Regions from separate parts of the Homo sapiens genome. Here region 2 is linked to region 1. The links are chromatin loops, found by intact Hi-C in ENCODE. Cell type or tissue: IMR-90. All regions are shown on one strand. Links, peaks and the distances in the headings refer to the core of each region. The heading gives the core; the rest is flanking DNA.

What was found. Peaks named below come from ENCODE experiments on the same cell type or tissue, not always from the same donor. Only the 100,000 strongest peaks of a DNase experiment are listed, where the experiment ranks them.
Region 2: it touches region 1 in a loop (2.0-fold over the local background); 2 of 110 quality-filtered maps call a loop at or near these places.

What each region holds. Positions count from the first base shown.
Region 1 is chr4:141,565,520-141,573,927 of GRCh38, reverse strand. LINC02276 (long intergenic non-protein coding RNA 2276) reads left to right here. Exons shown (of 4, transcript XR_939262.3): 3 at 3,946-3,996; 4 at 5,004-5,190. Among named protein-coding and RNA genes, the nearest start is that of LINC02276, 7.4 kb to the left of the region's middle. In IMR-90, for the core only: no CTCF peak of the experiment used is centred there; DNase peaks (open chromatin) are centred at 2,357 and 4,577.
Region 2 is chr4:141,623,956-141,632,363 of GRCh38, reverse strand. No RefSeq gene overlaps it. Among named protein-coding and RNA genes, the nearest start is that of IL15, 8.4 kb to the left of the region's middle. RefSeq lists an enhancer at 6,720-7,434. In IMR-90, for the core only: no CTCF peak of the experiment used is centred there; no DNase peak of the experiment used is centred there.

The DNA of each region.
Region 1 (8,408 bases), core at 324-8,323:
TTTTTTTTTTTTTTGAGACAGAGTCTCACTGTCACTCAGCAGTGCAGTGGTGCAATCATAGCTCACTGAAGCCTGGAGCTCCCAGGCTCAGATGATCCTCTCACCTCAGCCTCCCAAATAGCTGGGACTACAGGTATGCATCATCATGGCTGGCTGTTTTTTCTGTATATTTTGTAGAGACAGTCTCACTATGTTGCCCAAGCTGGTCTTGAACTTCTAGACCCAAGTGTTCCACCCTCCCCAGCAGCCCAAAATGCTGGGAATACAGGCATGAGCCACTATGCCCAGCCAATGGTCTCATATTTTGAATACAACTTTATTGTCAGCCAATACCAAAGCTCAATGTTGAATATATGTCAGAGAGATGGCCTTGTAAACCCAAATTTTATCATTTTATTTGCCTATCTTTAGTACCTCATGTAAATGGAATCATATAATATTTGTCCTTTTGTGTCTGACTTATTTCACTTAGTATAATGTTCCAGTGTTCATCCATGTTGTAGTATGTATCATACTTCCGTTGATTTTCAAGGCTGAATAGTATTCCACTGTGTGTATATAGCACATTTTCTTTATGCATTCATCTGTTGATGGACGTTTGGATTGTTTCCATCTTTTAGCTATTGTGATTAACACTGCTATGAACACCAATGGACAAGTACCTGTTTGAATGCCTGCTTTTAATACTTTTAAATATATACCCAGAAGCAGAATTTCTGAATCACATGGTAATTCTACGTTTAACTTTTTGAGGAATTGCCATACTCTTTTCCACAGAGGCTGCACCATTTTATATTTCCACTAGCAGTGCAAAAGGGTTCCAACTGTTCCACATCTCTGCCAACACTGGCTGTTTTCAGTTTTTCTGGGATTTTATTTCTTTATTTGTTTCATGATAGTCATCCTAATGGGTGTAAAGTGGTGTCTCATTGTGGTTTTAAATTGCATTTCCCTACTGATTAGTGATGTTGAGTATATTTTCACTTGCTTCAGTTGTATTTGACATAAAACTGGGCATGGTGTATGGAAGAGCATGGAAGCTGTATTCAGGTACACTAGGTTAGAATTTCAAGTCAAATAAGTACCACTATATGAATCAGAATAATTTATTTAAAGTTTGAGCTTCAGTGTGCTCATTTAGAAAGTGAGGGAAAAAATACTGATTTTGCAGTGTTTAAGGTACACGTTCAAATGATGATATTATTAATATTCTAAAATAAGAAAATCAATTAATGTTTAATTTCAAGATACTAGATGTGTTGGCAAAATTCCAAGTGAGAGTTCAGTGTTTCTAGTAGTGAAGAAATTCTCTACTTCCCAAGTCATTTAACATCACATTAAAAGAGAAATGAAGATAGTCCTTAAAATAATAAGACTACTGATCATAAACTTGTATTTTAACGTATAAAAGTTACAGTGAAAAAAAATTTAATGTCTTTTAAAAAATAAAACACAGCCCACATTTTTCCCCCTCTTCTTTACTCCCAAATCCTTTTGCATGGTTAAAGATTTAAGTTAAATAACAGAAGAAATTCTAAATTTCTTGTAATGGAGGGGTTTGAAGAAACAATTAAATCTTCAGCTACCAGCAGACATTTTTCAGTAACAGACAAAGGTGATATTTTGTTTAACAGAGACAGAGAATTAGGTTTAGTGGTGCTTTTGGGGAAGAGTGATAGATCTAACTCCCCTATCTAAGTGAGAACCATTATTTTGAATAAATACTTCCATGTCAGAGAAAATGGAGACCAAGACCCTGTAATATAGACAAAAGAAAGGGAGGACGGACACAGGACTGCCCACTCCTTTTCAAGCAGAAATCTGTTACAAATGAAAGCAGTATTTATTAAAACATTTATTTTCTGACTTTCTGCCAAGTTATATCAAGTAGATATGGAGGACGATCTGAGAAGTAATCCGGCTTGCAGCCATTAATCACACGTCACTGCTTCACCTTGGGTGTTTAAGAACTCCCCTTTTGCCGAAGCAATGGATGACTATGCAGAGATTCATGTTATGACTTTTAAAACAAGAGTCTCAGATATAAAAATCTTGTACTCATAACATACTGAACACGCAAGACTTCCACTGAACTATTTCTTGAATAAATTAAAACATATTTGTCAGCTTATTTGATTAGTGCCTATACCGACATCTCTTGAGAAAAATGAGTGAGTTTTCATGGCTCCCATTGAAACGCTTAGGTTAATGATTATGGTAATCTTTTCTTGTACCTCCAGAATGAAAAGCACACAAAGTGGAAACAATCATTTTTTATAAAAATGACTCAGACCTGGGGTTGAATCCTTGCACTAGCACTTAATATCTGTGGGTGGCCTATGCCAAGTTACTTAATCTCAGTGAGCTTCAGTTTTCTCATTGCTGTGATGGGGATAACATTACCAGCCTCACAGGACTGGTGGCATCATGAAATGTGATGTTGGTGAATGCATCTGGCACAGTGCCAGACTAGCAGATATTCAAAATAACTTTGTTTCTATCTTTTCTTTTAACTGTTGTATTTATTTTTCTTAATTATAAACTTTCCATGAATGTACGACTCATCTCTCCAACTTTATATATAAGCTTCTCAAGGGTAGAAAAATTGTATCTCCTTTTTCTTCTATATGAATATAGGGCACTACACATAGTAATCAATATGGTATGTCTTTTTTCCTAATTATAAAAATAATATATTTTCACTTTAGCTGATTTAGAAAGTACTGAGACTGTAAAGAAAAGTATTTTAAATTGCCCATAATACACCATAGAGAGAGCCACTCATAACTCTTTTTGACATATTTCCTGCTAGTATTTTCCCTGTGTGTGTTTTTAATAATTAGGATCATGCAGTACTAAGAGATTTGTGGTGTGTTTAACTTTATACAATGAACATTTCTCATATCAGTATTTTTTAATGTGAATTTTAAAAGCTGCATAATAGTCCATCGGCTGAATGTTCATGTTTTATTTTTTCACACCACTACTTTTGCACATATTTCCAAATTTCCACTATTATAATTAATAATTCATAAAATGAAAGTGCACATGAATCTTTGTGAAAATTTCTTGTGATTACATTAAAAAATTCCATTCAGTGGAATTAAAAGATTAAACGTAGAATACTTTTTAAAGGACTCACCCTTTTTACCCCCAAATTAATATAACTTTATGATTTTTACTTATTTATAAAGGAGTCCTAATACAGTATTTAAGCATTACAAATATTATTCCTGTGGAAAACCACTATATCTCTTGTTTATTGCTGTATTCCCTGTGACTTGCACATTATAGCAGCCCCAGAGATATTTGTAAAGTTAACCTGAATTACCTTAAAACCTTGGCACTATTGACATTTTGTCATGGATAATTGTAGAATGGTTAGCCACATCTCTGAATTTTCCCTGCCTGAAGCCAGTAGCACTTCCTCAATTGTGACAATCAAAAATGTCCTCAGTATTGCCATATGTCCCCTGAGGGGAAAAAAGCTTTCCCTTACACACAGCTACTGAGAAATATTGCCTTACAAACTAAATGCAAAACATCAGCAATTTCACTAGCTGTAAATACAATCTTTAACATTGTGGTGCATATCACTTGTCTATGAATTTTCACATCTATATTAATTTTTAAATAGGAACATAATATTTATACACTTTTATAGCATGTTGTTTATGTTTAATTACTTAAAGTATCTTGGGTTTCCATCTCTAGCAATGATAAAGATTTCTTTCATTCTCTTTAATGGCTGAATAGTGTTCCATTGTGTGGAGGCACCAAAATTTCTATAACCAATCCCTATTGATATATATTCTGGTTGTTCTGAATTTCTTTACTATTATAGAAACTATGTCAGTTAAATACAAATATATATTTGTATATACATATATACATATAAAAACACAATACATTCATCTTTAAATTCTCATCCACTTTCTTCATTAGGATAAATTCCCAGAAGTGGAAGACATTGCCAAGTTTTTCTTCAGAAAGATGGTACCAATTTATAGTTACAGAATTAAATTTAAGAATATGCGAACTGTTCCAATTTTTATTTGCTTTTCTAATTTAATTTGAGAAGGTACAGATTCCCCCATACCCTTGTCATGCCTGATCTTATCAGTGTTTTACTTTTTTTCAGATATTTTATAAGAAATAAGTATTTTCATCTTAACTTATATTTCTTTGATTACTAGTGAAGTTGTGTATCTTTTCATATATTTTGAGGACAACTGGCATATCATCATATGTTAATTGCCACTTCTTATGCTTTGCCAGTTCTTTTGGGGGGTGTTATTCATTTATTTTCTTAAATATTTGTAAAGGCTTTTCATATGTTAGACGAAAATAAAAGAGAAGAAAGAGTAGTAAAGTTATTGGCTGAGCGAGTCAATAGCAAATTAGGGGTCTTTAAAATATAGATATTCTAAATCAGTGATTCTTAAAGTGTTTGCTATGGACCTTTGGGAGATCTGGAAGATTAACGGCAGTTTCATACTAATACCAAATGTTACTGTCTATTTATCTTTTTACTCTCATTCTCTCATAAGTGTACAGTGGAGTTTTTTAAAGGGTAAATGACGTGGTGACTTTATTTTTCTACTAACTAATGGAATGTGTGACTTTATATTCAGGAATTTGTAGAATTCTCTAAGATAATAGCTTTAGAATGTGTGCATATATATGCATTTTGAGATATTAATTTATATTTATCTCAGTATTTCTAATGTGCCCTTTTTAGTTATCTTTTTTACATCTTTTATAATCTTTTACTTCATTATTGTCCAAAATATAATTATTTTGAAATCCTGAAATTTTCCTTATATTTCTATAGAAACCCAAAACAAAATAAGTGTACATTGTGTTCTTGTTTAGTATTGATATTTTAATTGTTTGAAAATTTTTCTAATTTTTAAAAATTTCCCTAATACTATTATTTTAGTTAAGTAATATTATTCTAAAGTAAGTATAATTGACTTATACTATTTTTTCTTGTATTTAAGGATGAATTCTTGGCCTGAAAAAGGGGAATCAAAAGACGTGCTTTCCTGTGCTTCAGCTGCAATGTCTATTTCTCAAGACGCTGAAAAAGATGATTTAGAGTTTTATGATTAATGGAAGGGAGGAATCTACTCTAAAGAAATTGGATAATACTATAAATAAGAAATAAAAATTATTTGACAAAAGCTATCTTCCCCTTAGGGATTATATGTACTACTGATTTACCTTACTGTATCTTATTCAACAGAACGTTTTCAAATAGTATCATATTGCCAGTTACATTGTGGTATCATTTTGAGACAAATCATTTGGGGTTATTAATATAAAGAATTGGACAGTTTAAATGTAGATGTGATAAGCTATTTTAAAATTCAAAATTGTTACAGCTTTTCAACTCAAAATGAAGAAGCCAATGACGCATCTTACAGAATAACTTATATACTGCATTGGCTAGAGAAGCACATACAATAGCTGAGAGACTAATAAAGCCTTATATGGTTGACATTGTTAATACCTACTGGTGAAAAGTTAGTAAAGTAAATCATGACACTGACACTTTCCAATGACACAGTAACTTGCCACATTAAAGATTTAGCTGCAATCATGGAAGCTGAGTTAATATCTGCAGAGTTGTACTTTTGCCTTGCGAAATCTACAGGCTTGGCTTTATTTGCTGTTTTACCTGTATTCATACAGAATCAGTACCAACCAATCATAGAAGTTTTCCTGTTTGAATTATTGACAACAAGTGCAAATGGTGATGAAATATTCCATGTGCTTATGTTGATCACCTCCTTTTCAGTTGTTGATGAGGGAGCAATTCTCATCCTAAGGTTATGGAGATGACCAAACATACAACACCCAACACTGAACAGATGAGATCGACCACGGTATATTAGTCACACATACTCACAGCCTGGAGTAGGAGCACACCGCACCATGTTAGGGCCACATGAGGGTAACACTTGGGAAGAGAGTGAACAAATAAAGGGTTGTCGGGGGGCAGGCTTTGGTAGTATCAAGAAGGTGGGGCACCCCTGGTTCCCAAGGGAAGATGCCATTGTCTTATTTAAATAATTCCATAGTTTGGCAGGGATCTGAAAGCTACCACTCAGGATAAGCCGGAATTACATTCATTTGATTTGATAAGGATTACTTGGCTAAGGCACCTTATCTGTAGGATCAGAATGGGGAGGGAAACTTGCAGCTAGGCCATTGTTTAGGCACCAAACTGTAACAGTAGTCACTGCAATTTTTCCTGCTGTACTCTCACAGAAAAAAAAAAAAAGTCGCTTTCACTTAAGAATGCCCTTGATGTCCTTGATGAAACAGTAAACATTATTCTTTTCATTAAATATCAACCATTGAGTAAACATCTTTCGAATATATTTTGTATAAGGAAATGGAAAGTACAAATAAAACACTTCTATACACTGAAGTACAATGGCTGTCTCCAGGAGGAGCACTTGTGATCATTCAAGTTGCGAACTGATCATGCTGCTTTTTAATGGAACACTACTTTTATTGAAAAAATGAATGACAGATAAACTCAGGTTATTCATACTTAGGTATTTGGAAGACATCTTATCCTTCAAAGAAAACAACAGACAGTATTTATTGGCAATGATAAAATTTGAGCTTACAAGTGAAAATTTAAATTGTTAGAAAACTTGTGTCTGTTCCTATGAACTTGACAGTTGCCCAATACTTAGTAACTTTTCTGATGAGGTCAGTAGTGATATTGAATAATATGATTATTTGATGTATAATGGAATATATCATTTGGAAAATATTCATAACTCACTGAACTGATATTTTCCAAATGTACACAGTTACGAAAGCATGTAAGAGTAAATGGCTGATTAAAAGTGCTAGTTAGACAATGGATTTTAATGTAATAGAGTGTAAAAAGCTCGTTGGTATGTTGTCAAATTCCACACTAATCTTTTAGAAACTAATATTGGTCAAGTTTTACTGTAGTATCAGAGAAGAATATTCTCAATTACACTTAGGTGCTGCATAACAACCACATTTGTGATGGACCGCATACCAGAATGGTCTCATAAGATTATAATAGAGCTGCAAAATTTATATTGCCTAGTGATATCGTAGCTATTATAATGTGGTAAGGTAAGGGATTACTTACATATTTGTGGTGATGCTGCTGTAAACAAACCTATTCCTCTAGAAGAGTCTCAGTCAGGTCCTTCAGAAGGTATCCAGAACAAGGCATTGTTATCACAGGAGATGACAGGTCCTTGAATGTTATTGTCCCTGAAGAACTTCCCATGGGACAAGATGCAGAGGTGGAAAGCAGCGACATTAATTATTTTGACCCTGTGTAGGCTGTTGGTTATTGTCAGTAGGTTATTGTTACTGAAATCAGCCTCCCCAATAACTTGAGGGCTAAGGTTTTTCAAAGATAGTTCAGGGGAGGGGGTGAGGGTGGCTAGGCAATGGGTGCTTGCTGCTGATTTTGGGGGGTTGTAATCATATAGAATGGGAAATTGTCCTCATGTGCACTGAGTCACTTCTGGGTGCAGCCACAGGAGAGGATGGCAGGTCTAGGTGGAGCCATTGGTCTTCAGGCATGCAAAAACCCTGTGAAAGGCCAATCTTAGGTTCTACAATAGTGATGTTATCTGCAGGAGTATTTGGAGAAGTTGCATATCTTGTAACCTCTGGAACTGTGGCTGGCAATCCTTTATTGTGTATAACCTAGCAGAGTTCAGGCTCCTCTATCCTCCTAGCATGGTGGTCTCTCATTAGCTTTCAAAGGTGGTTGAATTTTAGAGAAGGGCTACTACCACTTAAACTATCAACTAAATGTCTCCTAAAGTTAGCTTGGCCTAGGCCTAGGAATAATTAAGGGCAGACTGAAGATCAAAGGCAAGAAGGGGGTTGGCCAGATCAGATCTTCTTCACTGATATAATTTTCTCACTGTTATAATTTTTGCAAAGGTAGTTTCAGCCTAAGTGTACACTGTTTATAAAGTCTACAGTAATGTCCCAAGCTTTCACATTCATTCACTAATCTCTCACTGACTCATTCAGAGCAACTTACTCTCCTGCAAGCTTCATTCATGGTAAGTTCCCTACACAGGTGTAGCATTTTTTATCTTTTATGCCATATTTTTGCTGTACATTTTCTATGTTTAGATACACTAATACCATTGTGTTACAACTTCCTACAGTATTTAGTACAGTACATGCTGTACAGGTTTGTAGCCCTAGGAGCAATAGGCTATGCCATATAGTCTAGGTGTGTAGTAAGCTAAACCATCTAAGTTTGTGTGAGTACACTATAATATTTGCACAAGGATGAAATTGCTGAATCACGCATTTCTCAGAAAGAATTCCCGTCCTTAAGCAACTCATGACCTGGAAACGCTGTTAAAAAAACTTAC
Region 2 (8,408 bases), core at 242-8,241, 59 kb before region 1:
CCTTAACAATTAAAATCTAGTTACAAAACATTAATAAACCTATTTAGATTTATAATCTGAGAGTATATTATAAATGTATGTAATGGATCTTGTCAGCATTTATTTTAATGACAAATTGTAAAAAGGAATTTTACTTCTCTTCACATATATTGGCTAAAACATGGCAAATACATATTCCTTGAATTTGTTCTATGATTAAAATTCACGCATTTTTTACAACACATAATAACCTTTACAAAAAGTGTAAATCAAGTCAATACCAATAATAGGTTTATGTTAACAAAGTTAAACTGGCATTGGTTTTGACTCTATGGCTAGCAAATAGTTGGCCTTCAATAAATATTTGTTATATTAATCTTGGTTAAAAAAAACCCTCTTGTTTCATAGTTTAAATACTTGCTAGAATCAAAATCTAGAAACTTATAGATATGTGTGTATGTATGTGTGTATATATGTATGTATGTAAAAAAGCTCTTTCCATTATCATGAAATGATTTGATAATTTGTATATTTGTGTAACTTCATTCTGTGGTTTATGTGTGTTTAATCCTACAATCACTTTTCATTAAATTGTCAACTAAAATTTCTTCATAATATATATTAAAATTAGTTCTAATTACTGGTTAAAGTATCAATATAGGGTTCTGATCACTGGCTAAAATATCATTGATTTTGTTATTATGGTTGTGTGGGAAATTACCTTGATGAAATGGTAGCCTCCAGTTACTACCCTAAAAGTCTCAGAATAGAAAAACTTGCAGACCAAATAAAGATGCCCAAATAACATGGTATATTAAATGAATTTAAAACACACAATGAGATGTAAAAAAATGGGGTACCAGGTTAACACAAAGTGTAGGGTACAATTGTGTGAAAGGATCTCACTACCCAAATCCTGAATTATATAATCTTCACATAAACACAGCTATCTCCCTCCCTATGTTTCTCAGTCTCTGCCATGTCAACCTTCTCTGCTGATGCTGTGGTGACAGGGACCAAGGCTGAGGTTTGAATAAGAATGGAATGCACAGACGGAAGTTACCTAGGGCCAAAACACACACTCTCCCAGAGAGTGTGTTAGTCTGTTTTCATTTCCATAAAGGAATACCTAAGACTGGATAATTTATAAAGAAAAGAAGTTTAATTGGCTCATAGTTCTGCAGGCTGTACAGGAAGCATGGCAAAGGCCTCTACTCAGCTCTTGGGGAGGCCTCAGGGAGCTTTTACTCATGGCAGAAGGTGAAGTGGGAGCAGGAATGTCACATGGTGAGAGCAGGAGCAAGAGAGAGGAAAGAGGAAGTGCCAGGCTCTTTAGACAACCAGATCTCATGTGAACTCTGGAGAACTCACTTATTACCATGGGGAGGGCACCAAGCCATTCATAAGGGAACCACCCTCACGACCCCAAGGTTTCCCTTTGACTTTCATGACTTCCCACCAGGACCCATCTCCAACACTGGGGATTACATTTCAACATGAGATTCAAAGGGGACAAAACTCCAAACCATATCAGACAGACATAGGAGCAAAATTCTTTTTCAATTAGCCTCCTAAACAACTATGGGTTTTATCTACACCTCATGAACACAAAACATGTGAATAGGTTAGAATGGGACCATGTTGGATGTCACCAATAATAGCCAACTTAAAGATTATATCTAAAAATGCCTGCATGAAAAGGGCATGATCATAACTACAACTTTCTATCCTTTTCTATTATAAGTAATATGCTTGTTCATTCTAGTATATATTTCATTTATTCTACCTTTAACATGTGTTTCAGGTTACAAACTTACCATCTATTTAACACATCAATAAATTTTGCCATACCAATAAGCTACTCTCTTTTGCATTGTTTATATTTAACATACATCCTATAATTTTTTGCTAAATATTCTCTAATTATATAGCAGAGTCATATTATGGCAGTTCTTCGTGATTACTTATTTTATTTATTTGAGACTTGTGTGCTTTTTGGCTTTGTCACATTTATAAGTTTTTATTATGCGTCAAGCTTGATGTCCTCAACTAAAGGCTCTCCTGACCTGTAGCATCATGTCTGTTCTGATACTGAAACTTTCTCCTTCACATTTATGCCACTCCCTCCGACGTGACACCATCTTGGATCTCAATAACTCTCTGAAATGAAATCAAATCTGCTATAACCTGTGGGGGAATACAGATTGTGTATATACATAGATTCAATCCTGAGTCTATTCTCTACTCATACTTTATATTCTAAGCATGCCTTATACCCTAAATGTAAGCAAGAACAGTGCTTAACAATTTCCTAAGGTATGTTCTGACAAGTTTCCAAGATAAACAACAAGTCTTTATCTAAATAAACAACAGATCAAAGAAGAAATCACAGAAGAAACTATAAAATACTTTGAACTGAATGATAACGAAAACAAAACATACCAATATTTGAGTGACGCAGCTAACGGCTTTTAGAAATTTATAGTTATAAATACTCGTATGACAAACAAAAAGATCAAAATCAATAGAATAAGCTCCTACCTTTAGAAAAAGAAAAATATACACAAAGTAAATTAAAGGAAACAAGAGCTGTAATGGAAGAAGAAAAGGAAAGAAAACAAGTTACTTATTTGAAAAGATCAATACAATTAGTAAATCTTTAGCTAAATTGTTTTTAGCTAATTGATTAAGAAAAAAGAGAGAAAATATAAATTACCAGCATGAGCATTGAAGCAGCAGACATTACTAATATACTGTACACATCAAAGGATAATAAGGAATATTAAAAACAGCCTTATGGCAATAAATTTGACAACTTGATAAAAAAGGACAAACTTGAAAGCCACAATTTATGAAAGCTCACATAAAAAAAGTTTAAACTGATCTATGTCTATTTTAGAAATTAAATTTATAATTAAAATCCTTCCCACAAAGGAAACTCCAGGACCAGATGGTTTCAATGGCAAATTTCATTAAACAATTAAAGAAAAAATATTAATAATACCAATCATACACAAATTCTTTAAGGAAACATAGGAGAAAAACACTTTCTAACTTACTGTAGAAGTCCAGAGTTATTCTGCCAAAACCAAAGATATTACAAGAAAATAAATCTGCAGATATAGTTACATCTTTTCTAAACATTGCACAAAACTTCTTAACAAAATATTAGCAAATCTAATCCAAAAATGTATAATAAGGAACAAGAGCAGCTAGAGATCTTCCATGCAATGTGTAGCTGATTTAACATTTGAAAGTCAGTCAATGTAATTTTCCATATTATTTGAATAAAGAAGAAAACCATCCGAAAAAATTTAGTGTTCAGCCATGATAGAACACTTCAGCAAAATAGAAATAGAAGGAAACTCCCTCAACCTGATAAAAGGCATCCACCTAAAGTCTACAGCTAACACCTTATTTTTAGAGAAAGATTAATGCTTTCTCCAAAGTTAGCTATACGCAAAGATGTCTCCTCTCATCACTCCTATTCAACTGGAACTGGGTATCCTAGACAATGAAGAGTAACAAAAATAAATAAATATTTAAATAAATAACTAATATTGGGAAGAAATAGGTAAACTGTCTATATTTGCAGACAACAAATTTATGAGGAACCTACCAAAAATTTCTGGAATGATAAGTGAATTTAGTAGTGTCCCAGGATACAAGATAAATATGTAAACATCAATGATAATTTCTTATTTAAGCCATTAATAATAAGAAATTAAAATTTAAAAACTACAATTTACAAAAGCATCCAATACAGAATACTTAAGCATAAAGTTGACATCATGTACACTGAAACTACAAAATACAGTAGTCCTCTGCCTTATTGGTGGTTTTGCTTTCCAAGGTTTCTGTTACTCGAGCTGAACCACAGTTTAAAATATGTGAGTACAGTACAATAAGATATTTTGAGAGAGAACACATTCACATAACTTTTATTACAGCATATTGTTGTAATTTTGCTATTTTATTATTAGTTATTATTGTTAAGCTCTTACTATGCCTAATTTGTAATTAAGCTTTAATCTTAGATAGGTATATATAAGAAGAAACATAATATATGCAGGGTTTGGTACTATCTGCAGTTATGGCATCCACCAGAGGTCTTGGAATGTATGCTCCACAGATAAGGAGGGACTACTATGGTATTGGTGAGAGAAACTGAAGATGACATAAATTAGAGGTTGGTAAACTATGGCCTGCTGTTCATGCTCTGCTTTTGTTTTTAGAATACATCTATACTCATTTGTTTACATATGGCTATGGCTGCTTTTGCAATTGAGAAGTTGCAAGAGAGACCAAATAATTTAGCAAAACTTAAAATACTTACTGCTTTGCTCTTTACGGAAAATGTTTGCCAACCCCTCATAAATTCTTGGAGAGATATACCATGTCTATGAATTAGAAAATTTAATGCTGTAAAGATGTCAGTTCTTCCCAAAGATATCTATAGATTCAATGCAATCGCAGCAGGCTTTCTTGTACAACTTGATGAAGGGATACTAAAAGTGAAATGCAAATGAGGAACCTAGCAGAGGCAAATACATTTGAAAAAGAATAAAGTTGTAAGACCTGTACTACCAGATATCAAGACTTAATATGAAGCTTTAATAATCAAGTATATTCATGGCATAAAGATAGACAAATCAATAGAACGGACTAGAGAGGCCAGAAATAAACCCACACACATATGGCCAATTGATTTTGACAATTGTGCCTAAGTAAGAGAATGAAAGAATAATCTTATCAACAAATGATGTAAAAACAACTGGATGTGTTGGTGGAAAAAATACTCTAAATTTCCCAGCTTACATCATACTTAAAGTTAACTAAAAATGGTTGAGAGATCTAAATACAAAAGCTAAAAATGATAAAACTTCTTAAAAAAAAGCATAGGAGAAAATTTTCACAATCTTGGAGTAGGCAAATATTTCTTGGACAGAACACAAAATGTACTGATGATGAAAGAAAGAAAAAGATGACATAACTGGGTTTCATCACAGTATAAACTGTTTTACCCTCTTTAAGGTCCAAAATGACTACCAATACATTAAAAGTTTTGGGGTCTCATGTAATTTTAAAATCCTGTTTGATCTTATTTGATTTATTTCTCAAACTTATTGGCGTTAGAACCCTTTAACAGAACACCAATTAATCTTTTATAGAACTTGTATTGCAGAAAACACACTTACAAAGTGCTAGTGAAGACACATTTTTTTTCTTTTGGAATAAACTTTATTATCAAGGCTAATTTAGGGGCAAAGAGCCAGAACAGCCAAATAGTTATTTTTGCCATGGAATGTGCTGTATTTGATGCACTTAAATTTTACTATAATGCTTCTAATGTTGGGGAGTTATAAACATTTCTCAATAGCAGTAAATATTCTTTAAAACAGCATTCTATAATAGCTGTACAATTTAATTAACGTGCTGTATGAATAGGTGTTTACACTTTTATTTACTTTTTATTCCAATCAAGATATCCTCATATAAAATTCAGCTGGAGAATCTGAAAATTTAAACTTAAGGTCACACTCATTAAAGTGGTCTAAAACACATTGCCAGGAAGAGTTCTTAGTCCTAAAAGTCCTACAAAGAAACTTACTATATTTCAATTTATTTTGAGAGGAACTGGAGCATAGGGAAATAAGGTGATTCTTACCTAATGAAAAATCCAAGTAATGGCAGAATGCAGAACAGATACCTTGACAAGTGACGGGGATAACACTAAAGTTTTTCAGCTGTACATATTAAATTAAAAGAGACAATAAAGATTAAGTTTCAATATATCCCCAATATGAACTAATCAAAAACCAGCATTGGTCCAGTGTAAGAAAGAGTTGTCAATAAATAGTATATTAATAAAATACACCACAGAAGTAACCATTCTCATGCAGCTGAAAGAGCAAAGAAATTTTAGGTGAATGTAATATAATATTTGGGTTCTTATCCAAAACAACAAGAAAATGTGTTATATATTCCAAGAAAGCATTTAAAGGTTTATTATTGATTGCATAAACTCAGAAGCTCACACAATATTGAAAGGCAATTTCTCTGAAAAATGGCTTTCAAAGGTAAGGTTTGGCAGTTTTGTTCTATTTGAAACATGAATAAGAAATGAGATTATTGAGCAGGCAAGGAAAATCTTATGTTTGCAAAGTTTACTTTAATGCTCAAACAGTGAAAATTGCAAAGGTGTTGGAAATAGTCATGCATGGTATTTGAACATCCTTTCATTCATACAAAAATAATGAACTATGAGGTATATACGTTGTGTTGAAAGCCTTGGTATTTTATTTGCACATCTCACCACACATAGAAAGGTCTTCTTTTTAAAATATATGCTTGTTTACATTTATATTGTAAACCACAATGTATCTGAGGTCTGTCTTAATTGATTTAGAAGTTTATTTTGCCAGGGTTAAGGATGATGACCTGTGATAAAACCTCAGGAAGTCCTGAACATGTGGGCAAAGCAGTATGGTTACAGCTTGATTTTATACATTTTAGGGAGACAGAAGTTACAGGCGAAGACATAAATCAGTAAATCTGAGGTATACATAGGTTTGGCCTGGAAAGATGAGACATTTTGAAGCAGGGAGCTTCCAGGTCATAGGTGGATTTAAAGATTTCTTGGTTGGCAATTCATTGGAAAACTCAAGCTTTCCATAAAGAAATGAAGTCAGCTTGAATTAAGATAAGTAGGGGATTATGGAGGCCAAGATTCTTGTCAGGTAGATGAAGATTCCAAGTAGCAGGTGTCAGAGAGATAGATGTGCATGTCTTTTACTGGACATTAAAAGGTATCAGACTCTTTGGAAAGAACTCCTTAAGTAAGAAGATTCTCTAAAAAATGTAAATTCCCCCACCAAAGATAGCTTTTCAGGGCTATTAAAAAATATGTCGAGTAAGTATATTTTGGGATAAAATACTTTTATTTCCTTCAGGGCCCATTATCTGTCATTTGACATTATACCAGAGTCAGGTTGGAGTAGCCAAACCCCCAACTCAGCAACTTGTCTAGGAATGGGGCACAGGCTGAAGACTGCTCTCTACAATCTTAGATGCAAGAAAAAAACTCAAATTTGCCTTCCTCAACGGAAGTAAGTGATAACTCCAGAAAGGAGTTAAACTGCTCTCCATTGTCATGGAAACAATCTTAGGATCTCTATTGTAATGTTAATGATTGGTCACTTTTATCTAGACTCCAAAAGGAAGCGGGTATAATGAGGCATGTCCAATCCCCTTTCCCATCATGGTCTAAACTAGTTTTTCAGATTTCTTTGAAATCCCCTAGGTTGAGAGAGTCATCTATTCAAGTTGGGAGACTCCCTAAAATGAATGAAATCAAGCTGTAACTGATCCACCTTGCGCACATGTTCTCAGCACCTTCTGAGACTGCGTCACAGGTCACGATCCTTAACTTTGGCAAAATAAATCTCTAACTTGAGACCTGTCTCAGATACCTTTTGGTTTACAAATTGGTGATCAATGGAAGGGACCCAGGGTGGAGGTGCCCTGACTTTTCACAAATCTTCTCTCAGTGCTTGTTACCAGCTTGGGCTCTTTATTGCTCAAACCATGAGGACAATCTGCTGAGGTGAAAGAGCTTCCCCACTCCAGAGAATCTCTCAAATTTGGAGTGAAATCTAAGGTTCATTTTGCTGTACAGAAAAACAAACAAACAAACAAACAACCCTCCTTTTCTGGAGTTTTGCTCTCTTCCAATAAGGAAGGCAAATTTCCTTGCTTCCGTGACAAAGACGAGCAGTTTAACTTTTTTTTCTGGAGTTTCCACTTGCTTCCACCAAGGAAGGCAAGTTTGAGTCTTTTTCCTGCTTCTAAGATTGTAGAGAGCAGTCTTCAGCCTGTGTCCCATTCCTAGATAAGTTGCTGAGTTGGGACTTGGGCTTGAAATTTCTGCTTAATGACTAAAGGTTTAGGTTGACAATCAGTGAGTCTTAATTTTTCCTCACTTTTAGAGTGTTCAGTAATTGTATACATTGTGTGATCATTTGCTTATTTTCTTTAAATTTGTTATTTGCCTGTACCTGTTTTTATTGTTGCCTTTTGTTGTTTCGGCCCTCCTTTCATTGGGTTTGACCAACTCTATCAGGTTTGGTCAAATCTGAAGGAAAGTCTCAAATTATGGGGAACAAGGCCTCTAAATTGGTTGAAATTCCCACAGCTGCAAAACAAAGGCAGGGGGAAGGGGGAAAAAAAAGTACATCAAAAAGAAAAATTAAAAAATTTGACTACATGGGGGGCTTCATGTACCCAACAAGGCCACTTTTTGCTAGCCAAGCCTAAACTGAAAGAGCAATGGCAGCCACCTCATGTTGTAGTTCAACAGCTAAGATTTGCCCTTTTCACCCTAACAGCCTAGGTTTGGTTCTAACATCAAGTCCTTGCTGGTTTGATAT